2 separate regions of the Homo sapiens genome follow, and region 2 is linked to region 1. The links are chromatin loops, found by intact Hi-C in ENCODE. Cell type or tissue: ascending aorta. All regions are shown on one strand. Each heading gives the region's core, and the rest is flanking DNA. Links, peaks and the distances in the headings are about the cores only.

Region 1 (9,825 bases), core at 3,182-8,181:
CTCAAAATAAAGAAAATAATTTATACAATTTTATTCTATCTGAAATAACCACTCCATAAATAGTACTGCCATGCAATTTCCAGTCCTGATGTCATGGAATGGTAAACATTATTGTGGTTCCTTATATAAAACAGCATGAGTATGGCATGCTAAAAGGATGGAATGAGTCTAAGTCTCAACATCATCGAAAGGCAAGACCAACTGGGGCCACCAACCTTTAGGCAGGGCACTGAATAGCCCTTGCTGAAGCCACTTTTCACTTGCCTCCTTAAACATCCTAAGACTAGACAGCCCAATGGTAACTTGAAAAAGTAACAAATTAGTAAGAGAACTGCATCATTAGAGAACACTTAAATGAGATTGGCCAGCTAAACTCATAAGAATTAATGCCATATCAATCAGATTTATACAGTGTAAGTGCAACATCCTTATGACACTATTTGTCATAGTTTCTTACCTGTTTAATATCACCTTCAAATAGTCCATTAGATTCAAGCGAATACAGTACTCATTACAGTTTTTTAAAATTAAAGAAACAGGCTGAGTGCAATGGCTCACACCTATAATCCCAACACTTTGGGAGGCTGAAGTCGGAGGATCACTTGAAGCCAGGGGTTCGAGACCAGTCTAGGCAGTAAAGCGAGACCCCCACTCCACCCCACAAAAAAAATTTAAAATTAGCTGGGCGCAGTGGTGTACACCTGCAGTCCCAGCTACTCCAGAAGGTAAGGTGGAGGACTGCTTGAGCCCAGGTTGAGGCTGCAATGAGCAATGATCACGTCACTGCACTCCATCCGGCCTGGGTGACACAGCGAGAGAATCTCTAAAAAAATAATAAATCAAAAACACTTAAAAATAAAGGCCAGGCACAGTGGCTCATGCCTGTAATCCCAGCACTTTGGGAGGCCAAGGCAGGCAGATTACCTGACGTCAGTTAGAGAACAACCTGGCCAATATGGTGAAACCCCATCTCTATTAATATACAAAAATTAGCCAGGCATGGTGGCATGCGCCTGTAATCCCACCTACTTGGGAGGCTGAGGCAGGAGAATTGCTTGAACCCGGGTGGCGGTGGTTGCAGTGAGCCGAGATCACACCACTGCACTCCAGCCTGGGTGACAAAGTGAGACTCCATCTCCAAAAAAATAAATAAATACATAAAAAATAAAGTGGCCAGGCGCAGTGGCTCACACCTGTAATCCCAGCACTTTGGGAGGCCGAAGTGGGTGGATCACAAGGTCAGGAGTTCAAGACCAGGCTGGCCAACACAGTGAATCCCCGTCTCTACTAAAAATACAAAAATCAGCCAGGTGTGGTGGCAGGCGCCTGTAATCCGAGCTACACGGGAGGCTGAGGCAGGAGAATCGCTTGCACATGGGAGGTGGAGGTCACAGGGAGCCAAGATCACACCATTGCACTCCAGCCTGGGTGACAGAGTGAGACTCTGTCTCAAAAAAATAAAATAAAATAGCCAAGCACGGTGGCTCACGCCCATAATCCCAGCAATTTGGGAGGCTGAGGTGGGCAGATTATCCGAGGTCGGGAGTTCGAGACCAGCCTGACCAACATGGAGAAACCCCATCTCTACTAAAAATACAAAAAAATTAGCCAGGCGTGGTGGCACATGCCTGTAATCCCAGCTACTCGAGGGGCTGAGGCAGGAGAATCGCTTGAACCCGGGAGGCGGAGGTTGCGGTGAACCGAGATTGTATCATTGCACTCCAGCCTGGGCAACAAGAGTGAAACTCTGTCTCAAATAAATAAATAAATAAATAAAATGGAGGCCAGATGCGGTGGCTCACGCCTGTAATCCCAACACTTTGGGAAGATGAGGAGGGCGGACCACCTGAGGTCAGGAGTTTATGACCAGCCTGGCCGACATGACGAAACCCCATCTCTACTAAAAATACAAAAAATTAGCCGGGCATGGTGGCGCACACCTTGTAGTCTCAGCTACTCAGGGGGGTGAGGCAGGATTGCTAGAACCTGAGAGGTGGAGGTTGCAGTGAGCCGAGATCGTGCCACTGCACTCCAGCCTGGGCAAAAGAGCGAGACTCCGACTCCAAAAAATAATAAAATAAAATTAAATTGAAACAAGCAAAAAACCAGTTAATAATCTGTTAATAATCTGTTAAAGTAGAAGATTAATGGTAATTATCTCAATAGTTAATAGGAATTTTTTAGCCAATGAGTTTCTACTGTTTATTCGCTTTTTTGTAATCTTACTGTTTTACGGGTTTGGAAAGATACTTGACACATAGCTCCTATAATTATTATTATTATTATTTTTTTGAGACGGAGTCTCACTCTGTCACCCAGGCTGGAGTACAGTGGCGCAATCTCAGCTCACTGCAAGCTCTGCCTCCCAGGTTCATGCCATTCTCCTGCCTCAGCCTTCCGAGTAGCTGGGACTGCAGGTGCCTACCACCACACCCAGCTAATTTTTTGTATTTTTAGTAGAGACGGGGTTTCACTGTGTTAGCCAGGATGGTGTCGATCTCCAGACCTTGTGATTCGCCAGCCTCGACCTCTCAAAGTGCTAGGATTACAGGAGTGAGCCACCGCGCCCGGCAGCTTCTATAATTGTTAATCTTTAAGAACATGTTAGATAATGAGATAACTTTTTTTTCTGAATTACAAAAGGATTCTCTTCTCCTCCCACAATTGAAAATACTAATTTCTAATGCATTATTCCACAGTTTGTATTTTAATTTACTTCTTTCCTCAACTAAGACTATTAGGATATTAGCCATCCAATTAAAGGAAAAAAAGATTTTAAAGAAAGAAAAACACTAGCCCTAAACCTGTTAAACCAGTCCACGTGACAGGTATAAAAATTTTCCTAGTCATTGACTGCAAAGGAAATAATGTTACATAGTGATCTACACCTGAACCTGTTCACAGCACTTTAGAGAGGTCAACATCAGATGAGAGAGCGTTCTCTGAGGCTGGCTTTCACAATACCAGGTCTTCAGCATTACCTAGTTTTTGAACTATAAATTCACTAAGATAAATGCCACCATTTCCCAAGACTTCCTTTTTAAAAAGCAATTTAATCTTATGCTTGATGTATTTCTATTATGCACTGGTAAATCAAAACAAAACAAGCCTGGCGTGGTGGCTCATGCCTATAATCCCAGCACTTTGGGAGGCCGAGGAGGGTGGATCACCTGAGGTCAGGAGTTGGAGACCAGCCTGGCCAACATGGTGAAACCCTGTCTCTACCGAAAATACAAAAATTAGCCAGGCGTAGTGGCGCACGCGTGTAATCCCAGCTACTCGGGAGGCTGAGGCATGAGAATCTCTTGAAACCAGGAGACGAAGGTTGCAGTGAGCCAAGATCGCACCATTGCACTCCAGTCTGGGTGACAGAGCAAGACTCCATCTCAAACAAACAAACAAAACAACAACAACAAAATTCTACAACACTAGTAAACACAGATGGCTTCATAAATTAATACTTTACCTTTGGCATCTTTCATATGCCCACTTTAAAATGTTTAATATTCTTGGGTTCACATCAGTCCTCCTGTTATGCATTCAGTTTTACTGAGAAATGAAGAAACTGAGGCAAGAGAAGTGGGAAAAAACTTGCTATTTGTAGCAAGCAGGCATCTATCTGGACAGGTAAACTGTGGTCCTGCTCTATTAGGCCACAATGCTTTTCTGAAAAGTGCCTGTCAAATAAGCACCACAGAAATCCTTCTCATCACAGACATCCAGGGCATCCCCCTCAAGAAGGGACAAATATGAGTATTCTTCCCTGCTGAGTGAGAAAAGACCATGTAACCAAAGAAAGCATGCTTCTCAATCTATACTACCGAATTGGGAGGGAAAAAATGAATGGAAAGAGAGAGAAAATCCAAGGAAATAAACTTCTGAGACTGAAGATGTGGTTATTAGGTTTATCCACACATTAGGAAATTACTGAAACATCGCTTAAGTAGAAACAGAATCAGGAAGGCCTAGGGTCTTTTTTTTTATTCCAGTCTTAAACCTCCAAACAAAAATATCTGAAATTAAACTATTTCTCCTGAGCAGTTATATTCTTAAATGTCTCTATAGAACCCACAAGGCCTACACGAAGTCCCTGATTTTTAGAGGTGATTTCAAGTGTCCATTAGTGTCCACTCTCCCACTCTCAAATCCAAAATAATGTTGGCCCCGATCCGGGCAGGACCTTCACGCACATTTTCCTGTGAAATCATTAGCTTCACATCAGCTTCCTACGTCCTATTTCCAGTAACTTCCCTTGATCAGCATGGCAAACGAGGAGAGTAACAAAAGGCATGTACATTTACTATGTCCCTCGCAGAGAACATAATAAAATCCTGGGAACAGGAACTGGCAGATACAACCTGCCTGGCCCTGGCTCTCGCCACGATACAAAGGCACGGAGAGAGCAAGTGAGGTCTGCACCCCACACCTCACTCTGCAAGAGAGAAAGGACTTTCAATGCAATCAGACCCAACCCGCAACGCCCCCTTCCCACGTGGTCTTCTCCCTCTCCCGAGCCCAGAATCGGATTGGAGAGGGGTCTGGAAGGAATCAGACCACGCTGGAGCTGGGCAAGAGGGGTGGCGGGCGAGCTCCAGGCAGAAACTCCAGCCCCCCTTCCTAGAGGAGCCCTGAACTGTACGCCTCCCAGTTCCGGGATCTGAATCCCCACCTCCCGAGACCCCAGACCTCTCCATGTCTCTAGGGAGGGGACCTCAAGGCCTCAGAGCTGCGGGAAGGGCTGGGCTGCCCCGCACCCGATCTGGATAGTGTGGAGCCCAGGCCGCGTGCGGGTGAGCGGAGGCTGGGAGGCGGCCCCCTGCCTGCCGCCGCCCCTCCCTTGGCCCCAGTTTCTCCAGGTCCCCGGTCACAGGTTCTGGGCCGGCCCTCACCTCACCTCAGGGTGGCAACGTGTGCGGTCGGGCGATTCCGGAGCCCCTGCGTGGAGGAACTGCTGGGCGGGAGGAGACGCCGGCGGCTCGGGCGATGGCTGACAGGCGTGCAGCACCAGGCCGGCCCGGCACACGGAGAAGGGGCGGGGCTTCAGGGGCCTGACCCGCCCCCGCCCCGCCCCTGTCTCCCACCTCAGCCGGCGAGCTCCATGAGGTGACTACGTCCGGGGTTACTCCAGGCCGTTCACCTCCGACCCCGCTCCGGGCTGCGGCGCTGCCAGGGCCGCCGGGGGGCGAGGCGCGGGCCCGAGGGCTCAGCGGCAGCCAATGGGAGGGCGGCGCGGGGCGGAGCGATGTGAGGCGATGCCGATGGTCCGAGCGCGGATCTGCCATTCGGGGCCCAGCGGCTAGAGGGCGGGCGGGCCGCGGGCGGGCCGCGGGCGGGCCCTGGGCAGTCGTGGCGCCCCTGGCCCGGCCTTCGCGGCCCCTTCTGCCACAGCCGGGTACGGGGCCAACCCCTCGGCTCCTCCTCCTGGCGGAGAGGGGAGTGGGGGAAGCGGTCCCGCATGCGCCTCGCATCAGGGACAGAGGCGTCCCAAGTGAGGGGCCAGGACTAGCCGGCCTGTAGAGGCGGGGAAAGGGAACCCAGAATTAAGGCGGGCTAGAATGGGGCAGGCGGTGTGCGGGCCCGTTTGTCTGTTTAATCCTAACACATTAACAAGGGGTGGGCAATCGCGTCCACTACCTGTCCTCATCACGCTGGCTGGTTTCCAAGTCTGGGCGAGCTAAGTAACCCCATGCTGGAACTCCATAACCAGCCCCCCGTTTCGCTCCTCAGCCCCGAGACAGCCCACTCCAAAGGTGTTATACATGCTGGATCCTGGCGTGTTGAGGAGAAGCCTCAGTAAACGAAGCTCAGTAAGAAGGGGAATGTACCAAAGAACCACCGTCTTCTGCCTGCCCTGAGCAAAATAGTTGCCACAGCGTTCCAGACTTTTCGGATTGGAGAATGCTTCCCGTCCTCCACTGTGGGCACGCCGAGCCTTTGAGAGGAAGCCAGTCGGTGTCTCTAGTTTTGCCAGTTACTTCATAGCAAGACTTTCATGGTAGCTGTGTGTTGAAAATTAATAATAACTGGAAGGGGTCCCAACACAATACAAACATTGCGTAGGGAAGAAACTTGGAGAAAATTGCACTTGAGAAGAACAGGGTGAACTCAGCCCTTCCAAGGAGGAATTTAATGAAGCATGCAGCGCACCTTCTTAATGCTTACAAACTTGTGAGGAAGGCCAGGAGAGGTGCAGAGGATGACAGTTTGGTAGGAAGAAGTTCCACGCCAGAGAGTAAAAAGTGAATAGGATAGAAATACATGCCCAGGTAAGAAGTTCTTGGCGGAAGCTGAGGCAGAAAGAGGGAAAGATTGGTCAACAAGGAACAATATTTATCTAGGAGCCCTCATAATCCCACTAAGTGGGGCTTCCCTAAGAATTTATCAACCCATTTTTAAAATAATAGGGTCAAGCACAGTGGCACGTACCTGGACTGTAGTCCCACCTACTCAGAAGGCTGAGGTGGGTGGATGGCTTGAGGCGAGGAGTTCAAGTCTATATGTAGTGTACTGTGCCTGCGCCTGTGAATAGCCACTGCACCCCAGCACTGGCAACGTAAAAAGACCCCATCTCTAAATAAATAAGTTAATTAAATAACAGGGATTGGAAGCAGAGAACTTAGGAAAGATGTGGACTTTACAGAACAGGGATTCATATTTCACAATAATTATATCACTAATATATCAATCAGTTGGACAAATGTAGTGGGAGGAAAAAGATAATTGGGCAAGACTTCCTGGTTTAGTAAGATGTTTGATTTGACTCACCGAAAAAAATGGCCTGGGAAGAGGGAAGCCTTGCCTTTCCATAACAGCAGTCTCTGAAGCTGACATGAAGGGAGTGACTTCAAAAGAACTAAAAACCATGCGGTTGCCTCTTACTTTTCTTTTACCTTTCCTAGATCCTCTTAAGTAATAGGAATTCTTTCCCCAGGATTCTTTTTTTTTTTTTTTTGAGATGGAGTCTCGCTCTGTCGCCCAGGCTGGAGTGCCGTGGTGCAATCTCAGCTCACTGCAACCTCCACCTCCCAGGTTCAAGCCATTCTCCTGCCTCAGCCTCCCGAATAGCTGGGACTCCAGGCACAAACCACCAAGTCCAGCTAATTTTTGTATTTTTAGTAGAGACGGGGTTTCACCATGTTGGCCAGGATGGTCTCGATCTCTTGACCTCGTGATCCGCCCACCTTAGCCTCCCAAAGTGCTGGCCGCAAATGTGAGCCACCACGCCAAGTCTCCCCAGGATTCTTAATGGTGTTGCTGTTTACCAGCTTTACAAGCTCTGCAAAACCAGGGATTTACCCTCAAAAACTGTCCTTATGTGAAATTTCAGCCAGCCCCTGCATGTCCTGCTTTTGACTTCACTGATTATTTTAAATAATTGAGCTTTCTAAAGAACTGGCCAAAGAAAGTCCTAATAGAAGCTACAGTGAAAAAAAAAGTAATTAAGGAAGGATGAGTTACGATACCAAGGTCACTTACAGAGGATCTAATAATCTAATTGTTATCACCAAATGCTAAGACAGCTGGGCAGAGAATGAGCAAAGAGCTGTGTCTTTAAGACAGTACAACTGGAATTTCAGCAACCCCTGAGTGTTACGGTGTTTGGTGCATGCCACAACCTGCCCATCCCTACTGTAGGTTCTTTAGAGCTGCTCCATGAGTTATTGCTACACAAGCTATTACGTCTGTAAGAGGCGGAGGAGGAGAACCAAAGGGTGGAGAGAACTTACTATATGAGACTAACAAATGGAAGAGAAGGATGAGTGGTACATTTCTAGAAGCTGATACTAGAGGTCTGTTATGGGCTGAATTGTATCCCAAAATTCATTTGTTGAAGTCCTAACCCCTAATACCTCAGAATGTGAGTATATTTGGAGACAAAGTCTTTATAGAGGTAATTAAATTAAAATGAGGTCATAAGGGTGGGCCCTAATCCAGTATGACTGTCGTCCTTATAAGACGAGGCGACGAGGACACAGACACACATATGAAGACATAGGGCATGCATGGCCATGTACAAACCAAGGAGAAAATATCAGAAAAAAACTAACTGCTGACACCTTAATCTTGGACTTCTAGCCTTCAGAACTGAGGAAATGCATTTCTGTTGTTTAAGCCACCAGTTTGTGGTACTTTGCTATAACAGCCCTAGAAAACGAATACAAAATCCCAAATATATGACTTCCAGGGTTTTCAAGGTGATGTAAAGGTATTAGGGACTCATCCTGAGCATCCCAGCTACCTTCCAACCTTAAAGTTGCTTTCTTATCTTCCTGTGGGTAAAGTCAGAAAAGTATGAGAGGTCCCTGTCTTCAAGGTGATTATAGTCTATTTAAGAAGACAAAACTAGCACATTAAAACAGAGTGTCTGTGTCACACTCTTTAGATGATAGCCATATGAATTTGTAATAGCCATAGATGAGAAAAGATAAATTCTCAAAAATTGATAAACCCAGATATATATAAACATTATATGCGCCACTGTCCAGACAGCTTCATTTGGCATTTTTCGGTCAAATATTTAGATTAGGGCATCGTTTCTCAAAGCATGTCCCACTAACCACCTGATGAAACAAACACTAGGGTGCGCCAGGCGCGGTGGCTCACGCCTGTAATCCCAGCACTTTGGGAGGCCGAGGCGAGGCGGGTGGATCACGAGGTCAGGATATCGAGACCATCCTGGCTAATGTGGTGAAACCCCGTCTCTACTAAAAACGCAAAAAATTAGCCAGATGTGGTGGCGGGCGCCTGTAGTCCCCGCTACTCCGGAGGCTGAGGCAGGAAAATGGCGCGAACCCGGGAGGCGGAGCTTGCAGTAAGCTGAGATCGCGCCACTGCACTCCAGCCTGGCGACAGAGCGAGACTCCGTCTCAAAAAAAAAAAAAAAAACAAAACCACCAGGGTGCTTGTTAAAAATGCAGATTCCCAGCCCTTTTTTTTTTTTTTAATCACAACTACTCACTGCAGCCTCAACTCCTGGGCTCAAGCGATCCTGCCACCTCAGCCTCTCAAGTAGCTGGGACTACAGGGACATGCCACCACACCTGGTTGACTTTTTCTTTTCTCTTTCTCTTTTTCTTTTTTTTTTTTTTTTTTTTTTTGAGACGGTCTCGCTCTGTCACCCAGGCTGGAGTGCAGTGGCACGATCTCGGCTCACTGCAACCTCCACCTCCCGGGTTCAAGCGATTCTTCTGCCTCAGCCTCTCAAGTAGCTGGGATTACTGGCGCGTGCCACCATGCCCAGCTAATTTTTGTATTTTTAGGAGAGACGCGGCTTCACCATGTTGGTCAGGCTGGTCTTAAACTCCTGACCTTGTGATCCACCCGCCTTGGCCTCCCAAAGTGCTGGGATTACAGGCGTGAGCCACTGGACCTGGCCGACTTTTTCTTTTTTTAAAGCATCCCTAATAATTAATCACCCTAAAGTTTGAGAACAGTCGTTTAAGATTTATCATTATTGTTCCCCTCTTTGTGTGCCAGAGTCTCTGTTGAACAACAAGGCCTTCAATACCTGTCACTCTTAGGACAAGAAAGTCTCTCAAGTCAGGTTTGAGTTGAATCAAGGGAGGAAACAAAGTGCCTTAATAGAAAATAGAACCATGGGCTGGGTATGGTGGCTCACGCCTGTAATCCCAGCACTTTGGGAACACAAGGCGGGTGGATCACCCGAGGTCAGGAGTTCTAGACCAGCCTGGCCAACATAGTGAAACCCTGTCTCTAATAAAAATACAAAATTTGCGGCAGGGCACGGTGGCTCATGCCTGTAAACCCAGCACTTCGGGAGGACGAGGCGGGTGGATCACCTGAGATCAGGAGTTCAAGACTAGC
Region 2 (9,825 bases), core at 3,226-8,225, 820 kb before region 1:
TACCTCACTGAAGAGGTTAATATTATATGGCACTGATGGTAGTGGCACACGGGTTGGTCTATTAAATGCCAACCGCGAAGGAATAATCTCTACCCTGGGGTATGTGGCAATACACATGGCTGGTGTGCAAACAGGGTTATATATGCATAAGAACCGATCACATATCAAAGACTTGATAAAAGTAGCCTGTTTTCTTTTACTGGCAGCTATTAGCCTCTTCATATCTCTTTACGTAGTTCAAGTAAATGTAGAAGCAGTATCTCGAAGAATGGCAAATTTAGCCTTTTGTATTTGGATAGTTGCTTCTAGCCTGATCCTTCTTAGTAGTTTATTACTGGGTGATATAATTTTGAGTTTTGCCAAATTTCTAATTAAAGGAGCTCTAGTACCATGTTCTTGGAAACTTATCCAGTCACCTGTTACAAATAAAAAGCATTCAGAATCTCTAGTCCCTGAAGCCGAAAGAATGGAACCCAGTCTTTGTTTAATCACAGCTCTAAACAGAAAACAGTTAATATTTTTCTTGCTGTCAAATATAACAACTGGCCTGATCAACCTGATGGTAGATACATTACACAGCAGTACCTTGTGGGCCTTATTTGTGGTCAATCTCTATATGTTTTCCAACTGTTTAATTGTATATGTACTATATTTGCAAGATAAGACTGTACAATTTTGGTGATCAGCAGGAGTAGGATATATAAGTATTTGGGCAATATTTAATGAGGAATATTAATTGTAAAGAAATTGTGCTTTTGGCAACAGTGTTAACCATATTTTATTATAAAATAGTTTCAGTCATCTAAACAGCAGTGATGCTTAATTATTTTTTTTTTTGAGACAGAGTCTTGCTCTGTTACCCAGGCTGGAGTGTAGTGGTGCCATCTCAGCTCACTGCAACCTCCACCTCCCGGGTTCAAGCAATTCTCCTGCCTCAGCCTCCTGAGTAGCTGGCACTGTAGGCATGTACCACCATGCCCAGCTAATTTTTATATTTTTAGTAGAGATGGGGTTTTGCCATATTGGCCAGGCTGGTCTCAAACTCCTGAACTCAAGTGATAACACCCACCTTGGCCTCCCAAAGTGCTGGGATTACAGGTGTGAGCCACCACACTGGGCCAATGCTTAATATTTTAATGTATCTCAACAATAAAACCAAGAAGAAACAAAGCCTTTTGACTTGTTAGAATGTATTAAGTAGTATTTTAAAGAAACTTTATAGTTGTGACATTGAAAGACTGTTGGGGTGGGGGGAGGAAAATTTTTACTTTCCATCTTAATGTAACCTTATGCTATTCTGTATTTTTACTGTATATTGCTTTTACAATAAATATAAAATGAAATGTTTATGTTGACATTTCAGTGTGAACTGTGGATTGTCAATACTTGTTTATTGCTCAATTTAAATTTTTGAATAAAACCTAGGACTAAGAAGCAAGTGTTTAAAATCAAACACTCCAATGTGCAGATGGGTGGATATAAAAAGAAAAATTTTAAAAATAAAATACTTATATACTATGAAGTCAGACAGTTAAATGCACCAAAGAATAGATGGAAGGCTGGGCATGGTGACTCACGCCTGTAATCCTAGCACTTTGGGAGGCTGAGGTGGGAGGATTGCTTGGGCCCAGGAGTTCAAGACCATCCTGGGAAACAGTGAGACCCTGTCTACAAAAAAAAAAATAGACTGAATTGGATGTTATATTATAGCTTATACACATAATAATTACGAGACAAAGTTTTGCTTTGGGATTAATTCATCTTTTAGCCTACCCTATGCTAGGGATTTAAGAAGCACAGCACAAATTTCCTGATACCTCAGAGCTTGCAATCTAGTGGAGGAAACAGACATTAAACATCTATTGTGAAATGCTAAGTTATGAAGAAAAAGCATAGGTTGTCAAGAGTGTCAAATCAAGAACTGACCTAGTAAGGAGTCAAGTTTTCCCCACAGATTTTTTTTTTTTTTTGAGCTAGAGCTGATTAGTGGGATGAGGAGTTATAAAGTCTTATGTGTCTGGGGGCTGGGGGGCAAATGGCAGAGAACATTATAGATGGATGACTCCCTCAGCAAAAGTCCTACGTTGGGAGGGCACCAAGCACATAATGGAATTGAAAGAAGGCTGAACACAGAAGAAGGAAGAGCATGGGCAGAGAGCTGGAGAGGCAGGCAGGGGCCACATCAGGCATCCTCACCTACCATGCTAAGGGAAAGGAGAACCAATAAGAAAGATGAGAGTCATCAAGTACCCAGTGTAATTTAATAAAACTATGGCTAAATTAAGGTTTAATTTAAATCTGTAAAAAATAGAGATGGGGTTGCCCAGGCTGGTCTCAAATTCCTGGCTTCACGTGATCCTCCCATCACAGCCTCCCAAAGTGCTGGGATTACAGGCGTCGTGATCCTGGCCTATAATGACGTTTAATATTCTACTGTCTTTTTTTTTTTTTTTTGAGATGGAGTCTTGCTCTGTCTCCCAGGCTGGAGTGCAGTGGCACAGTCTTGGTTCACTACAACCTCCGCCTCCCAGATTCAAGCAATTCTTCTGCCTCAGCCTCCCGAGGAGCTGGGATTACAGGCACACGCCACTTCGCCTGGCTAATTTTTGTATTTTTAGTAGAGATGAGGTTTTACCATGTTGGCCAGGCCAGTCTCGAACTCCTGTCCTCAAGTGATCCGCCCACCTTGGTCTCCCAAAGTGCTGGGATATAGGCATGAGCCACCGCACCCAACCAGGTGTGTTTATTTTTGACAGATAAAACAGAACTTCCCAGTGTCAGCTCATGAAAAAGAAAACCCAATCCACAGATCCTCAGGTTTAGGTCACTATGGTAATTTAAATAACATTCTGTGGCCATAGATTGTCTTACCACATAAAACTGTGGTTATTATAATGAAACAACAAAAAGTCTTCTAATCAACTATCATTTTCCTTGCAACTATCAATTTTTGAGGGCAGAGGAGAGGGAAAGATAACAAAGTGAGGAGTAAGAAGAACATAATCTGTCCAGGACCTCAGCCTATCTATGCCCTTCAGAAAGTGACTCCCATAATTTTAATTTTTTTTTTTTGAGGCGCAGTCTTGCTCTGTTACCCAGGCTAGAGTGCAGTGGCACGATCTCCTGCCTCTGCCTCCCGAGTAGCTGGGACTACAGGTGCCCGCCACCACACCCGGCTGATTTTTTGTATTTTTATTAGAGACGGGGTTTCACCGTTAGCCAAGATGGTCTGGATCTCCTGACCTCGTGATCCGCCTGCCTCGGCCTCCCAAAGTGCTGGGATTACAGGTGCGAGCCACCGCACCCGGCCAATTTTAATTTTACACAATTATAAACTGGGGATGTCTACTACACGTGCCCCAGTAGCTCTTGTGTGCCGAAGATGACAACCAGTTTTATTTTTATTGAGCATAAATGTCCAATGTATTTATATAAATCATACAAGAACCTTATGTTCCTCCCTAGGAGTTTAAATATAGTCTATGAAGCTAAGACATAATAAGGAATACCTTGGTACTTTTCATTTTTTTTAAACCTAGGTAGCCTGGAGAACAGATAGATCTCATTTATGCCTGCATTTTGTGGCTAGCGTCTCACACATTTGGACCTAAGAAAAAGAATGGTAGTTTGCTGATAATTTATTACAGCTCCGTCCCTCCAACTGTTCTTTATTAGGTACCAGCAAAATGTGTTCTGCTGTTGATTGCCTTTACTTTCCTGGCCTTTCAAATCCTTTGAACTTGCATTTCACAATGCCAATATCAAAATGAAATAATAGGCAACAGACAACTGTCTTTTAATGTAGCAATTATATATTTCGTCAATTAGAGGTTTGCTCTCTAAAAGCAGATACTTTTCATTTTAAAGTACATAGGATAATTCTCAAGAAGTATTTGCTGCAGTACTGGTGGTTATGGCTAAAAATAGAGCAATAGTGAAAATAAAAATAAGTGCCTACTCTAAAACCAGGAAGATGCACAGTGAAAACTTTGAAAAATTATTTTGCCATGAAATAATTTTCTAAGCGTTTTCCTTGGGATATTGATTTTATTGTATCGATTGTATTATATTGTATGGTATTAGATTAGATTAGATTGGATTGGATTTATAGCACCCAGGCTACCTCCTTGAGAAACAGCAACTTACCTAGCAAATCCACCTTTTTCGCCTTTAAGAATACGTTTTCATTGAATTCCTATTTGTCCAAAGATACTAAGTATGCCCGGTGGACCTAAGAGACAAACCCAAATTAGGGAAAGTAAGCTCAGATGGAAAGAGACCTTTGGGATTTCATTTTATTATGTTTTATATATGTTTTAATACCTTTTCACAGATTTAAATCCCCAGGGTGAATACTCCCTTCTTTGTTAGTACCTGGCGTGTGTTCAGTAGTCAAAGTAATTAAAATTAGCACCTATATAATGAGCTTGTCATTTTTAATGTTCTTTACCAACCAGAATCCTAATGAAGTCTAAAAGGTTTAGGCTGGGCACGTTGGCTCACGCCTGTAATCCCAGCACTTTGGGAGGCCGAGGCGGGCGGATCAAGAGGTCAGGAGATCAAGACCATCCTGGCTGACACGATGAAACCCCGTCTCTAATAAAAACACAAAAAATTAGCTGGGCGTGGTGGCAGGCGCCTGTAGTCCCAGCTACTCGGGAGGCTGAGGCAGGAGAATGGCATGAACCCGGGAGGCGGAGCTTGCAGTGAGCCGAGATAGCGCCACTGCACTCCAGCCTGGGCGACAGAGTGAGACTCCGTCTCAAAAAAAAAAAAAAGGTTTAAAGTGGGTACATTAATTGATGTACCACTGTAGGAGCACCTCTAGATACTGAAGGCCACAGTATCTTGGCTCACTGCAACTTCCGCCTTCCCGGTTCAAGCGATTCTTCTGCCTCAGCCTCCGGAGTAGCTGGAATTAAAAGTGCTCGCCACCACGCCCAGCTGATTTTTGTATTTTTAGTAGAGACAGGTTTTCTCCATGTTGCCCAGGCTCGTCTCGAACTCCTGACCTCAAGTGACCCGCCCGCCTTGGCCTCCCAAAGTCTTGGGATTACAGGTGTTAGCCGCCGCCCCCGTCCTGGTTTTTGTTTTGTTTTTTACATAAAACGCAAGATTCTCTAAAAATGTCCAAATTTTGGCTATGTATATGAACATCATACATACGTATTAGATTCAAGCTAATACTCACTCTTCTACTCTGCTAACATGGCCAGAAGACATAAAAAAAATTTTTTTTTGAGACGTAGTTTCACTCGTCGCCCAGGCCGGAGCACAATGGCGCGATCTCGGATCATTGCAACCTCTGCCTCCCGGGTTCAAGCGATTCTCTTGCCTCAGCCTCCCGAGTAGCTGGGATAACAGGCGTGCGCCACCACGCTCGGCTAATTTTGTATTTTTAGTAGAGACTGGGTTTCACCATGTTGGTCAGGCCAGTCTCGAACTCCTGACCTCAAGTAATCCACCCACCTCGCCTCCTAAAGTGCTGGGATTACCGGCGTGAGCCATGACCCCGGCCCAGAAGACATAAATATTTGCCGGGTAATGACACCTTCGGGAATGAACAATGGTTCTTCGTTTATTATGTCACCGACCCTAACAATGACCACACAATGTACTAAGTCAACATGGCTAAGGGTGCACTATGGGTTATTTGTTGTGAATCTCTAAGACTCCATGTGATAACCAAAATACTTTATTTTGTTTTGAGATGGAGTTTCGCTCTTGTTGCCCAGGCTGCAGTGCAATGGCGCGATCTGGGCTCACTGCAACCTCCGCCTCCCGGGTTCAAGTGATTGTCCCGTCTCAGCCTCCCTAGTAGCTGGGATTACAGGTACATGCCACCACGCCCGGCTAATTTTTGTATTTTTAGTAGAGACGGGGGTTTCATCATATTGGTCAGGCTGGTCTCAAACTCCTGACCCTCAGGTGATCCACCCACCTCGGCCTCCCAAAGTGCTGGGATTACAGGCGTGAGCCACCATGCCCGACCCAAAATACTTTTTTTAAAGGTATCACAGCTCCAGGAAATAGAGCAGTAAATTGATCTGTCCTTCAGATCACCAGGACTTTCATAGGCTAAATATCTTCACAACAGACCTCCAAAACCTTCAAGGTCAGAACTGAACACACGGTGGCGAGAGGAACTGTCTTCACAGCAGCTCTGCTTCCTCGGAGACGGCCAGAGGGAAAGGCCGTTGGCCAGTGCCAGTACTTCGCCCAAGGGAGTACCTGCTCACATTAACCCAGCCCAAGAAGTTCCTTTGGCCAAGACGCACACACACACACCACTGTCCGGTTTTCTATTTCCTTCCAGTGTAACGACAACCACAAGCTATCAGCACTTCACTATTTGCTGTCCCCTCAGCGGGATCGGGATGCAGCTACGCAGCGGGCCCCTGGCGAGCCGCGGTGTCAGGGCCCTTTTCTCCTCTTCCCACCGTGGGAAGCGAATTCAGTGGCGTCAAGGGCCAAGAGCCAGACCTGAGTTTGTCTCTCACCCCCCGATGCTCGTCTCCCTTTTCTCACTGCCTTCCGCCCCCTCTGATCTCGACTTCTCGCAACCTATCCAGGTCCTCTCTGGGCCTCTGCCCTGAGTCAGCCCCGAATCAGACGGGCTTGACTCGCTGAAAGAATTCCCCTTTGAGAGGAGGCAGATTCCCCTCTACATAGACGACACCCTGACGTCGAGGGGCTTGCCCCTCGTCCGTGGGGAAGCCTTCCCGGCCCGCGGCTGGGGCCTGAGGTTGGGCCGATCACCCCTCCTACCAGTCCTAGTTCGGGTCTAGCGGAATGGCTGGGCTCCGAGAAGGGCGCCGGGCCCACGGGCGGGACGGCCAGGGCGGCCCCGCACCCTCTGGGCGCAAATTTCTCCAGCGGGGTCCCCAGCGCGGCCAGCCCCAGTCTCGCGAGAGGACGTGGGTCCCGCCCGGCGCCCGACCCCGCCCGGCCCCACCTTCCCCTCGTCCCCCGCCCTCCTTCTTCCACTCCCCGCGGCGCGAGCGGCTGACTGCCCGTAGAGGAAACGACATTCGGAGCTGCGCTCCCGCCCACGCCGGCCCTGACGCGGGCCTCGTCAGCCAGTAACAGGGAGCAGAGGTGGGAGTTAGCGAGGCGACCACGAAAACGGTGAAGGTCGGAACCGACAGCCTCCTCCGAGAAGGGTGAGGAAAGGGTCTGAGCCTCCCCGTTCCCTGGACTCCGCAGAGCCGCTGCGGGGTCGATCCCTCCCAGGGGCGGGGTCGCGCTGGGCAACTGCAGTCCTGGGGCCGACTGGGCGGGGTGCGCCCAGAAGCGGGGAGAAGGGGTCAGTTGGGGGCAGAGGGCACCCGGGCGGCGGGCGGCGGGGAACAGGCTGCGGGGCCCAGGCCAGGGGTGGGGTCCTGGGGCCGGGACTCCTGCAGCGGGCGGGGAAGCCCCCGGCAGGCCGGTCCCTTCCGCCTCTCCTTTGGACCCTGACTGGAGGCCGGCGGGCGGGCGGGCGGGCGGGAGAGAGGGAGGGAGCGCGGCGCGAGGGGGGCGGGTCCCGGCGGCGCTGGGCGCTGATTGGCTGAGCGTGTGTGGAATCGGGTGATGGGAAACGCAGCCCGGCTCTCCCGTACCCTCCCGCTCCGCTCCCTGCCCCCCGTGGCGAATGTGCTGCGCAGCGGCGGGTGCTTACGCTCGCGGGGTTTGGCTGTTGCAGGCAGGAGCTGGGAGGAGGCGGCAGCGGCGGCGGCAGAAACAGCAGCGGCGGCGGCGGCGGCAGCTGGGAGGAGGTGGTGACGGTGGCAACGGCAGCGTCGGGGACGATGGCGCGACTCGTGGCAGTGTGCAGGGACGGGGAGGAGGAGTTCCCCTTCGAGAGGAGGCAGATTCCCCTCTACATAGACGACACCCTGACGGTGAGCGGGCCGGGCCGGGCTGGGCCCGCCGCTCCCCTGGCAGCTGTTTCCCCTCCTCCCCCTCCCCCAGGCCGAGCGCTGCGCACTGGAGAAAGAGTGTGTTGCAACTCCTAGGCGAGGCCTTCTCTTCAGCAGGCCCCACAAACTCGCCTTTGCAGTGGGTGGCTCGGTAACCTCTGTCGGCCCCAAGCCCAGAGCTCCGTACGCACTCCCTCTCTCCAGATTTTCCTTCTTTTGGAACCTTATTCCTTGACCCTTTCCCTTTAGGAGACGCTGCTTTTGTCAAAGCACACATCTCAGAGAGGGGTTGAAGGATCTTGGGCGTTTAGGGCCTACCCCATACAGAAACCACCTACCCTCGGGGAGGCTTAATTACCTGGTAATGTCGCAGCTGCACTGCTACCTGTGTATTTTCTGTTTTAATACTGGTAGCTCTCACCACATAAGCTTAATTACTGGGGGCAGAGTGACATGCTCGTGCACAGTCAAGATTCCACTAAAATGGTTTGATTTCGTTGTAAATAGTCTCGTATTGCCTAATGCATTAAAACTCTTGAAATGATTGTATTGCTAGGCCCTTTCTTCAAAACGGGCTTTCTTCGCATTATTTAGTTTACAGGTGGACTTTTTTTTTTTTAAAGGAAGCCAAATTATTGAATGTGTAAGAGTACTATAAAAAGCTGATTGCTCATCTTGAGTGTCAAGACCCAGTTCCGGGTACTTTATTCTTTAGATTTGGTAGTGTAGCATTATCGACCCTCTGCCCTATGTTGCTGTACTGTTTCCTTTAAAAGGAAATGGCTGAAATTTGAATTGAATCTGAACAGGAAATGAGTGCAGTTGCTTGCCACTTAAGAAATGAAATTAACCTTTTCCGAATATCTTTTGAAATCTGCGTTTTGATGATGCTGAAGCTTTGGATTATACATTTGCTTATTTCGATAAGGTGCACCTAAGTCTCTTCATCTCATCAGTATTCTTTTGCTATCAAAGGCAGTTGATCAGTTTTGTTCCTCAATATTTTTTTTTGCAAATATCTACCGAAGTTTTTTCAAATTTTATGTAAAATGCAAGTCATTGTAGAGATGCCAGTCTATGCCTTTATGCTTGCCAGTCTCAATTAAGACTTGATTGAGCTGCAGTACTTTAAAAAGGATTAGAAGAGCTATTGAATGACTTAATTTATTAGAAGTTTTTAAGTGACAGCATTTCTAATTATTCAAGTGCATTTATTTTTCATGAAAAAAGGTAGAATGATTTGTTCTGACATAAAGTAAATAGTGTTGATGCATTAGAAATTGTGTGTCTTGATTATGATTTCTGTACTTTTTGCATTAGAAGTATAATGGACTTGTATTTTTAAATAGTTGAAACTAGCACTGTGATCATATTAAATAATGCATTTCTCAGTTTGGACTTCAGATAGGGATTCATTTGTTGATATTTTCTTTCTTCTCTCCCCTGCTAACATAAACACTTTTCTGAAGCATATAGTTATGATATCAGCCTTTAAGGTTTATTGTCCCACAATGGCTGTGGAGTTAAAAAAAAAAATTCAGTGAGTTTGGATATAAGATTATTATTTAATGAATAATCATAACATAGGAAAACATATCAAAACATAGGGAAAACCAACATAAATAGTCTTCAAAAGACACTAGTTCTTGGTATATTCACATAACCACCTTTGTGAATGCAGCACATTAATACATCTGTCATATAGCACTTTAAAATGGCCAACTTTTTAAGTGCTTTTATACTGTATTCTCTCCACAATGATGTGACTTTCCAAAATTTTCCACTGAAAAAGATGTAACCTTGCAATGTGGTTTAGTATGGAACTTACTTTGCACTGTATCTGGCGGTTGAATTTTGCTTTTATTGTACTGTGGACTTGTGACTAAGGCAAATAAAACTTAAGCTCACTTAATTTAAATATCTC

The links. Peaks named below come from ENCODE experiments on the same cell type or tissue, not always from the same donor. Only the 100,000 strongest peaks of a DNase experiment are listed, where the experiment ranks them.
Region 2: it touches region 1 in a loop (4-fold over the local background); 6 of 110 quality-filtered maps call a loop at or near these places.

What each region holds. Positions count from the first base shown.
Region 1 is chr17:37,354,105-37,363,929 of GRCh38, forward strand. The region is part of intron 1 of ACACA (acetyl-CoA carboxylase alpha); the gene reads right to left. Among named protein-coding and RNA genes, the nearest start is that of C17orf78, 17 kb to the right of the region's middle. RefSeq lists an enhancer at 1,222-1,721. In ascending aorta, for the core only: a CTCF peak has its summit at 5,257; DNase peaks (open chromatin) are centred at 4,467 and 5,187; H3K4me3 peaks cover 2,724 bases; H3K27ac peaks cover 2,792 bases.
Region 2 is chr17:36,537,935-36,547,759 of GRCh38, forward strand. It overlaps GGNBP2 (gametogenetin binding protein 2), which reads left to right and starts at 6,985. Exons shown (of 14, transcript NM_024835.5): 1 at 6,985-7,163; 2 at 7,685-7,883. The coding sequence starts at 7,791. PIGW (phosphatidylinositol glycan anchor biosynthesis class W) reads left to right here. Exons shown (of 2, transcript NM_001346754.2): 2 at 1-1,369. The coding sequence ends at 682. It also overlaps a transcript of MYO19 not described here. In ascending aorta, for the core only: CTCF peaks have their summits at 6,136 and 6,402; DNase peaks (open chromatin) are centred at 6,228, 6,967, 7,607 and 7,897; H3K4me3 peaks cover 2,618 bases; H3K27ac peaks cover 2,573 bases.